2 separate regions of the Homo sapiens genome follow, and region 2 is linked to region 1. A link is a contact called in ENCODE Hi-C or POLR2A ChIA-PET data. All regions are on one chromosome and are shown on one strand. The core of a region is the stretch at or near the end of the contact, and the rest is flanking DNA. Distances in the headings are between cores, read along the strand shown. Region 1 holds the start of ATF7-NPFF (ATF7-NPFF readthrough). Region 2 holds the start of CISTR (chondrogenesis-associated transcript).

Region 1 (4,557 bases), core at 1,195-3,694:
AATTACAACACTGAAACTACCACAGGGTGTAAACTTTGATCCACAAGTTGAAAGATGAGCAGTGTTATCACTCTAGCTTTCTGCTAGATGGTAGCACTAGTGAGAAAAAAAAAATCTTGGGTTTAATAGTGCCCTAGTCAAAGCAATCACCAATTCTAGGGCAGAAGACCAAAACAAGGGACTCTGCTCTCTCACTGGGTAATTTTCTGTACTGCTGCCAGGCAAACTGGAAATGTTCTGAATGTCCAATAGCAATGCACTTACTGTGAAATACTAGAACCCAGCTCAGTAGTTAATGCTAACGGGTCAGCAATGAATTGGTCTCAATGTGCTATAGGGGCAACTTCTTGGCCAGGGAGAAAGGCTTCAGCTGATTGCAGAAAACCAAAGGTTAATACAACTACGTACTCTGGTTTCTCTTCATGTAATAGCTTTACTGATATTTCAGACATTATTTCCCTTCTCAAAAGTAAAAGGAGAAGAGAAGGAATGTAAAAGCAAAATCTACGCAAGAGCAAAGAAGTTATTAATTGGCTATATTAGTCCAATTCGTTATTAAATGATACACAACTATCAAACAAAGGGCAAAGCCCTGTCCCTTTTCTGTACAGAATTAAGAACTGGTAAGACTACTTAGCAGAGCTTGCAAACTTTTCTTTAGCTTCTTTTCTTACAGACATGTTACATTTCGCAAGAGCCTCCACTTACCTTACAACTTCCATGTGTAAGTACAAATTGTGTTTGATTTCCCCAGCCCTTGGCCTAAGATATTATGACATAGCTTTAGTTTCTGAGTCTGGACACAAAGGAAAAAACTGAACATTTTTCACTTTCCTGAAATAACATGTCTATTTTATTTACACTATTTAAAAACACATTATGTAAGTTAACTAAAACAAACTGCAACCACCCATTCGACAACTCTTCGAGAATGACTGGGGAAGCCACATTTAACAAAACAAACTTCATTTTAGTATATTTCTGCTTAGAATGCCCATAAAGACTGATATCGCTACAAGAATTACACTACTGCAAAATTTTTAAACACAGGACTCATGTGAGCTTGCTGAGAAAACTCTGCACACCCCCTACACACCTGTACTTAATATGACATGACCCTCAGAGATACTAAAACACCCTCTGTTAAGCAGAAAACAAACTTTTAAAGTTAGGAAAGTAGCAACGCGGGAATCTGGGTAGGAGGTGCCCTGGGTTGTAAACACCCCAGTCAGAGAACATAACAAGCAATTCAGAGCAACATATTAAGTCCCTATGGGGCTCCAACTTGGACTGCTTAAGTCCCAAGACCACATCCTGGTGTCTGGGAAGAGTTTGGGTAATAGAAGAGAGGGAGAAGGAAAATCAGAGAAGCGATGAAAGCGTTCTATTTTTCTCCTTCTCAACCCCCATCCCAGCATCTTGGAGGCTGGTCACCAGTCTGGGTGCCATATCCACCAGAAGCCCTAAATCAATATCCCAACCACCTGATACCTAGGCTAAAGACATGTGTATATCAGCCATCTCCTTCCCAAACACCTCTTATCGCTCTCAAGGCTCATATCCTTCCAGAAGCCATGCCTTATGGCGACTCAGCTCACCCATACTGTCCTCTTAAATTAATTCACTTAATTTTCTCCAAATCCATACTTTCTCTCTGATATCATGTCCCTGATGTTCTTTTAATTAATTCAATCAAAATGCCATGACCCTCATTTCCAATAATCCACCCCATCTATCTTTTCTGCCAAACCCAACGGGGTGTTGTGTCACCAGATCAAGATCTTTGTTCTCATCTACTCATTCCTACCTCCTTCCTATTACCCTTTTCCAATTCCAAGCTCCTAATCCCACTCTTTGGGAAGCCCTGGGTTTCTAACTTAGTTTAGTATCCCTCCTCTTTCTCCCATTCCACCCCATCCCATGATCCTTCCATTAGGCTCCACTAGACTACCCTTCCCTCAGGATTCAATTCCCCTCTCCTTGCCACGCCCTGTGCCCCCCGGGGCTACTTACACCAAGTTCTCCCCACACTTCAAGCCTCTGGCCCCGCCTTCCCCCCAAAGGAAGGAGGCGGGAGTAGGGAGAGAAGGGCGGCGCTCGGCAACGTAAAAGCGATCTCCCATTAGCGCTCATCGCCGCCAATCGAGGCTTCCTTCTCTCCCATTGGTCGGCTTTGGCCTATGCCCCACCCTCTTCCTCAGACAGGGCCCGGCCACCGCCTCAGCGCCCCCGTCCAACACAGACTGGGAGGGGAGACCCCAGCCTGGAACGCTGGGACTGGCCAGAGTTGAAAGGGAGACTCCCGTCAGATCATGGACTAGCTAATGTTAAAAGGACTTACCGGCTGGTAGCTCCGTTGCCTCCCGCCTGCCCGCGCTCGGTCCTACAATCTGTCTCCAGCTCCTCCTTTCCCCCCTTGGCGGAACGGATACTTTCCTCCCGTCCGGCCAGGCGCGCTCAACTCTCGCGAGAAGTCATGGGTCCGCGGGGGAAGGGCGAGATCCGTGGGGGCTGAGTTGGAAAGCGGCCGAGAGGCGGGGGCTCCGGGAAAAGAAGGGGCCGGGCTTACTGTGGGCAGGGCTGGGGAGGGAGACTGAGCGAGTACTGTCCACACAGGTCACACGTGTTCGGCTGCAGAATCTAGCGGGAGAAAGAAAGGAAAAAGGAGAGAGGATCTTTACAGGTGCCTGTAGTGGTGGTTACTACTATCTTTCAGAGTCATCGCTTCCTTAACGGCAAAGTAATTTAAAATACCCTTAGCGCTAGAAATGAAGTCCATGTACGGACAAAGCAATCCACCCGCACAGCAATTCTAACACTACCATTTTACTAGCCCTATTGCCTTGGGTGAAAACCTTCTCTGAGTCTCTGTACAATGGGACTAACAATCTCATTTTATTCAAATAGTTGTAATGATCAAATGAGATACATGAAACTGCTTGGGGATTTTTTAAAATCACTATATTATTCAGCAAATATTTTCACAAAACGTAGGGCATACTACATGCAAAGCATTGTTCTGCAGTCGAATGCTCTATCCCTGAGCTATACCCCCCGTGCAAAGCATTGTTCTAAGCATGGGGTTAAGGAGTTACCAACCCAGGTAGAATTTATATTTGAGTGAGGAAGGGGAGACAGTTAAAAAGCCAATAAACACAAATATTTCAAATAGTGAAAAGCGCTTCAGGATAGTGAGACAGAAGGTGACTAGGAGTGGGGAAGAAGCTTTACTCCTAGTGTTTGAGAGAAGACCTCTTTGAGGAAGTAACACACCAGGAGTTGAATTATGACCTGGGAAGATTTCGGGGGAAATATCAAATGCAAAGTCTATAGTCTTACATTTATATGTCTTGTTCAAGACAAACCAGGAAAAGAAAAAAGAAAAACAAAAAACAGGCTGGGTGCAGTGGCTCACGTCTGTAATCCCAACACTGCTAGGCCGAGGCAAGAGGATCGCCTGAGCCCAGGAATTTGAGACCAGCCTGGGCAACATGGCGAAAACTCAGCTCTACGAAAAAATATAAAATTAGCCGGGCATGGTGGCCTGCACCTGTAGTAGCTATTCGGGGGGCTAAGTGGGAAGATCGCTTGAGCCCAGGAGGTTGAGGTGGCAGTGAGCCCACATCAGGCCACTGCACTCCAGCCTGGACAACAGAGTGAAACCCTGTCTCGATAAATAAATAAAATAAATAATTTTCTTAAAATTTAACGAATTGTAGTTGACTTAAAATATTATCTATGGAATCTCTGTTCTCTCCTTTTGCAGCTTTATGTTACTCAGCTTTCTGAACTTTCTGTCTAGCATCTCATCTATCCTCACAGCACCCTCTGAGAGGTAGGAAGAATCTGGGTGATTTCTCCCTAGATACCTAAAATGAAACAGATGTAAAATCTTTCTTTCTTATGTAGTGAATTGAGAAAAGTTGAGAGGAGTCTTGGCTTCCAAACTATTCTCCCCTAAAACAATTCCTACTTAAAAGAATACAGTGATGGAAACATACCTTAAATATATAAGAAAAATTTGTATGTTGGCCGGGCGCAGTGGCTCACGCCTGTAAATCCCAGCTACTCAGGAGGCCGAGGCAAGAGAATCACTTGAACCTGGAAAGCGGAGGTTGCAGTGAGCCAAGATCCCGCCATTGCACTCCAGCCTGGGCAACAACAGCGAAACTCCGTGTCAAAATAAATAAATAAATAAATAAATAAATAAATAAATAAAAATAAAATCAGAGGGAAAAGGATTCTACAAATCGTGGTGGAACAATTGGCTATCGCTGTATACATGCAATAGCTAATATTTATAGATTTTACTATGTTCCAGGTACTATTCTAAATTGATGTTTTTTGTTTGTTTGTTTGTTTTTGTTTTTTGAGACGGAGTCTTGATCTGTCACCAGGCTGGAGTGCAGTGGCACGATCTCAGCTCACTGCAACCTCCACCTCCTGGGTTCAAGCGATTCCCCTGCCTCAGCCTCCCGAGTAGCTGGGACTACAGGCGCACGCCACCACACCCAGCAAATTTTTGTATTTTTAGTAGAGACGGGGTTTCACCATGTT
Region 2 (5,216 bases), core at 2,438-4,937, 130 kb after region 1:
CGCCAGCGCCCCCCCAACTCCATCCCCAACACTGCGGGGCAGGAAAAGAGGCAGAGAAGGGGGGAGATGACGGACACACAGACAGGGACAGAAAGACCCAGTAAATTGAAGCCAAGATGGACAGAGTGGGACCCATAAGGCAGAGTGGGTCCCAGCACTCTGGAGATGAAGAGAGACGGACAGAGGGAACAGAGACACTGCCGAGTGGAAAGGGAAAGACAGAGGAGAGACAGACCTAGAGACAGGACAGAGCCAAGACAGAGGAGCATCCAGAGAGCAGACAGAAAGATCGAAGACTCACACAAGGCCAGAGCCACCCAGAAACCAGCCATAGCAGAGCAGTCACGGACACAGAGGCATGAGAAGGTCCCAGGCCCAGGGAGAAACTGAAAGCCATGTACCCCGAGCCAAAGGCACACTGACCCAGGGCCAGGACCAGGGCCAGGGCCAGGGCCGATAATATACCAGAATGTATCAGTAGACTGAGAGAAGCAGAGAAGGGGAGGGAGAAGATGGGTTTCCAAGGAGAAAGGAAATGAGAGTGATGGTGGGGAGGCAGTAAGAAGGGTCAGGTAGAGGTTGCAGGGGGTGAGATGGGGATTCTGGGTTGAGGGCTCTGCTGGCCTTCCAGGGCCTGGGACTCAGGTGGGCGGGGAGGCCTATATGTGTGAGTGTGTATGGGTGTGTGTGTGTTGTGTGTGTGTGTGAGCAGGAACCTGGCAATTCCAAGCTCTTCAAAATGCCAGAGTTGTCTGGTGCTGAACCAGACAGCCACACACCCTCCCTCTGCATGGACAGCTTGGAGCAGTTATGGTGGGGTGTAGGGGAGAGAACAGAAGAAAGATGGAAGTTAGAGAAAGACTGAGAAAGAAAAAGAATGGCAGAGCCCCAGCAGAGATCAAGGGGAGAGAAAATGATATTGAAAAAGGGAGTAGAGAAATTGGCAGAGGACAGTCAGAGAAAGACAGAGGTGGAGAAAGAAATATGATGGAGGCAAGAAGTGTGTGTGTGTGTGTGTATATATATATATAAAAGACAGGGAGCAGAGAGTGCCTCTAACTGCAGGAGGGCGAGAGGGGCACGGAGAGAGAGGGGGCTGTTGAGAGGGAGGCAGACTAAGGGGAAATGGGGAGGGAAGGCAGGCAGGGCACCTATCTACCTGGAGATGCTGGGCTGGAATCAACCCAGCATCATGTTTACCTGATGAAACAACCCTGCAGTGAGTTGGGGAGGCAATCAATGAGTTTTTCTTTCTTTCTTTTTTTTTAGGGTGACCCTGTCATTTTCTTTAAGTACAAAGAACCTATTCCAATGCATGCTATCTCCTTTAACATAGCAGGTTTCAGCAACTGCTGCAGGTGCCTGGGTCATTCCTGGCAATTTCTCTTTGGGGATCACCTTTAGAGCCTGCAGTATAGCTCTGAGCATCTGCACCAGAGGCAAATTTGTATCCTTTAGGGGTAGATCTAATTTTTGAAAACAGCCTAAGTGTTAGCAATCAAGGCTGGAGAGTCAGGTGAGGACCCAGCTGGGGAGCAGTATTTCCAGTTAAAAAGAAGGTGAAAATGGGAAGACATAGAGGAGGGTGTGCCCTCCTCCAAAGTGGCTCTGAAAGGCAATCCTGAAGGGGAACCTTGCAAGATATGACAGAAGGAGATCTTCCAGTGGCTGCTTGAGGGCCAGTTTCATTTTTCTGTCTATTAAAACTGGGCAGTAATGTTCCCAGGAGCATTCACAACCTGGCACTGGAGGGATGAGGCCTGGCATCTGATGATCTTGGGCACAGTGGTGCTGGCCTTGGGGATCTTACAGTCATCCTCCCTGCCAACATTATGTTTATAGGTGCAAAGTTACCCCGTTGACATTCACCACAGCAAAGATCAACAAGTGCAAATGACTAGGGCAAATTCAGAATCCAAGCCAGTTAGTTCATCAGGGAAGGCTGCTAGGAGTGGGGGAGTTAGAGAGGTGTGCAAAGAGAAACCCAACAGGGCATGCAATAGATTAGGAGAAGAGCAGGAGTACCTCTGGCTGATGGTGCTGAGGCAGGTGAGCAAACCACAAATGAGGCTGTGGACAGCTTTGCTAGCCTGGAGCAACGAGCTGGATTCAGGAACCAGCATGAAGGGGAATGGAAGGGGGCAGGTTTTGAAGTCAGGCTGGGTGATCTGAATTTGCTGAGAGAAACTGGGGCCCAATGGGGATGCACTAACGTGTCAGGTAGAGTGTGTGAGTGTGTGTGTGTGTGCACTCACACTTGTCTGGATAGGTGTGTACTTAAGTTTGCATGTTTTTTTCTGTGTGCGTGTGTAGGGGCATATACATCCAGGTGGCTTTGTGCCATGTGGCTTTGTACCCCAGGCTCTTGTCTATCCATCTGTGTGACTGGCATGTGGCTATGCCTGAATGCGTTTGTTCATTTGTGTGTTTCCATGTGGTCATGTGCGAATGGTATCTCAGTTGCTTTTTGTGTATTTTACTTGGCTACGTGTGGCGAAGGGCAGCGTGTGTGTTTTGCGCGCGTGTGTGTGTGCGTGCTCGTGTCTGCAGGAGGAGTGGGGCCGGCAGGGAGCCCTGGCTACCCAAGCATTGCCGTCTGTCTCTCTCCCTCCACTGGCTCCATCTGCCGTCGCTGAGGTCGTGACAAGGAGGCAAACAGCAAAACGGCAAACAGCTACGGCGGGAGAAACAAGAACATTGTAAGCCCCGCGCAGACTGTCCCTGTGGAGGAGAAAGGCACATGAGCAGCCAAAGGGACGGACACTCACACACACACACACGCACACACTCACTCCTGCGCACACAGGCTGCTCCGCGGACACGCTTCACGGAGCAGGTGTGCCCACGCGCAATACCCTCCTGGCCCACAGGCCTCCGCACGCACAGGACACACACACACACTCTCTCCTGGCCTCCCTCCCGCCGCCCCTCCTCTGAGCCCTGCGGCCCGGCCTTCCGCACCTCCCAACGCCTGCAGGGGTTGGGGGCGCTGGGGCTCGGGGCGCTCACTCGGACCTCGGAGCCAATCGCCAGAGATCTAATGGCTCCTTTGGCAGTGGGAAGGGGTGTGCGTGGGTGTCCTCTCCTTCACTCTTTCCCCAGCCCTGTCGCCTCCCACCCCCCTTCCGGCCGCGGCAGTTTCCGAAATCGCCCGGCGGCCGCGAATTCATTAGTGGGGGGCGGATGTAAACGCAGCGCGGTGGAACGTTTTAATTAGGCCTGAACAATAAACAAGCTAAACGAGGCGCGCAGGACTCCCTGGTGGGCCCTCAGCCTCCTCCGCGCGGCGCGGACTCATTACGGCTGCAGCCAATTTCATGCCAGCGCCGAGCACTGGCTGGGCCGGGAGTGGGGTCGGGGGTGCGTGCGGGTGCGATCCGGGCCTGCAGGGTGCGGAGCGGGGGCGTCCCGGGGCGAGGGCAGCGGGCCGGTTCCCGCCCGCCCGGGGCCGCGGCTTCCGCATTTCTGCACCATCCACCTGCCTTTTTCAGTGTCCTTGAGATGACGCTCCCTCCCCACACCAGAGCGGCCGGCTGGAGAGTCTAGCTTGCTTTTTAGGGTCTCTCTCCCGCCTCTTTTCCTCCCCCGCTCCCTCTCTCCTTGCGGCTGACTCCAGCTCCCCCTCGGTGCCCGTAACCCTCCTTTCCTCTTTTTGCCGCAGTCTCCGTCTCTCTTCCACAGGGTCTCTCCCTCCCCCTCTCCCCGTGGTTGTCAGACTTTCTCCTGGACTTTCTCCGCCCCGCACCGCCCGCCCCGGATGCCGAGCGTGGTAGACTCTGCAGCCGGGCTCCTCGCTGCCCGCTGGCGCTGCCTACACCCCCTTGGGCTCCCCTCCAAGGTCCCCTCCGCTCGCCCCTCTCTGCCCGCTGCCGCCGCCGCCGCCGCCTTCCAGGCCTCTCTCCACCCTCTGTCTCTTTCTGCCTGGGTTCTTCCTTTGGGCCGTCTACCCTCGGGTTTCAGGTTGGGCATTGCTCCCGCACCCTACTAATTGGGGCTCTTCTGGACCGATCCAACCAGCGAAGTCGAATTTGGCTCGTGTCCTTCTCTCCCTTTTTTGCGAAGCTGCAGACACTGCTTGCTGGCCCTCCGGCTCTGCCGGGACTTCCCTGGTTCTAGGTGGCGGTGGGTCTGTGGCTAAGTTTGAATCCCAGCCCTGGGCCTCACCATGTGAGTCTTAACCTGGGCTTGCTCAGCTGTAAAATGTAGGAAATAATTTTAGGTGCTTCATGTTGTGGGAATTAGCGCTGTGATAACGAATGTAACATGCTTGGCACATGGGACTTAGTCTATTAGCTCTTCCCTTCTGCCTTTCCTCAATCTGCTCCTCTCCCTAGCCTGGAGCTTTCTTAAAGGGTTTTGAGGAGAGAAAAACCAAGGTCACAGACTTTATAGGCCCCCCAAAATTGAATATCAGAAATTGTAAATGGTTCAACCTAACAAATGCACTAGGCTCTGATTGCAAGAAGTGCTGCTGAGTGTGTACAAGAAGGGAGGACCGGGATTGGACTGAACTGCAGAACAAAGGAAACCATGTGGACTGGCACACTGGACTGAGCAAATTAAAACCTAAGGGACACGTCAACCCGCATTAGTCCTGCCTCAGCAGTATGGCTGCCCTCTTAGGGCTGCAGAGTCATGGGACTGTGTCCTCTTGGGGGCTGCAGTGGATCTAGGAGTCCAGCTCCCCCAAGACTCCTGCACCAAGGCAGGAACCAGACTCCTAGAACCTCATACCATCATACTTCTCTCCCATCTATACATCACACACACACACACACACACACACACACACACACACAGAGAGAGACACACGTGTCCTTTGAGATTTTTAAAGGAAAATTACAAAGTGTGGGCCTGGAATTCTGTCTCTGCTTCAGTTTCTTTCCCTAGTTCCCTCCTGACTCCTAAGAAGCAGAATCAGCGAGTCGCACACCTTCCCCTGTGTGTGCTGCCCATTGTATTGGGCACTGAGGGGAGATCCAGAGGGAGGAGCACAAATCCTGCCCTGCTGGAACTCCTAGGCTCATGGTAAGATGAGGCTGGTCGTCAAGACCAACCAAGAGGCATGGAGCTCTGGGCATGCCCTCAACAAAGGCTTATCAGTTGAGTTGGTCAGGAGCAGCTGGAACAAGTCCTGTGACTCTGGCACTGGGGAGACCAGGAATGACCAAACAAGAAAGGGTGGAGGAAGATCTGAAGGAAGTCTAGGAGGGTTC

The links. Hi-C counts contacts between places; a loop is a spot of excess contacts on that map. ChIA-PET counts read pairs that join two places held with the same protein, here RNA polymerase II (POLR2A). Pooled maps may share reads with other maps.
Region 2: a loop to region 1 is called in a map of CD4-positive, alpha-beta T cell, with 3 times the contacts of the local background. The contact joins the promoter of CISTR here to the promoter of ATF7-NPFF in region 1. A Hi-C loop is called at or near these places in 3 of 168 maps with a recorded cell type or tissue (CD4-positive, alpha-beta T cell, OCI-LY7 and naive thymus-derived CD4-positive, alpha-beta T cell), 6 of 37 single-sample maps with no recorded cell type and 10 of 50 pooled maps. POLR2A ChIA-PET finds 5 or more read pairs at or near these places in 3 of 52 experiments (GM12878, OCI-LY7 and naive thymus-derived CD8-positive, alpha-beta T cell).

Annotation. Positions count from the first base shown.
Region 1 is chr12:53,623,938-53,628,494 of GRCh38, forward strand. It overlaps ATF7-NPFF (ATF7-NPFF readthrough), which reads right to left and starts at 2,445. Exons shown (of 15, transcript NR_159377.1): 1 at 2,342-2,445. It overlaps ATF7 (activating transcription factor 7), which reads right to left and starts at 2,445. Exons shown (of 12, transcript NM_006856.3): 1 at 2,342-2,445. RefSeq lists an enhancer at 2,302-2,371.
Region 2 is chr12:53,748,292-53,753,507 of GRCh38, forward strand. It overlaps CISTR (chondrogenesis-associated transcript), which reads right to left and starts at 3,688. Exons shown (of 3, transcript NR_186108.1): 1 at 3,483-3,688; 2 at 2,026-2,674. The region is part of intron 1 of LOC105378250 (a long non-coding RNA gene); the gene reads left to right. RefSeq lists enhancers at 1-502, 2,063-2,651 and a silencer at 3,268-3,537.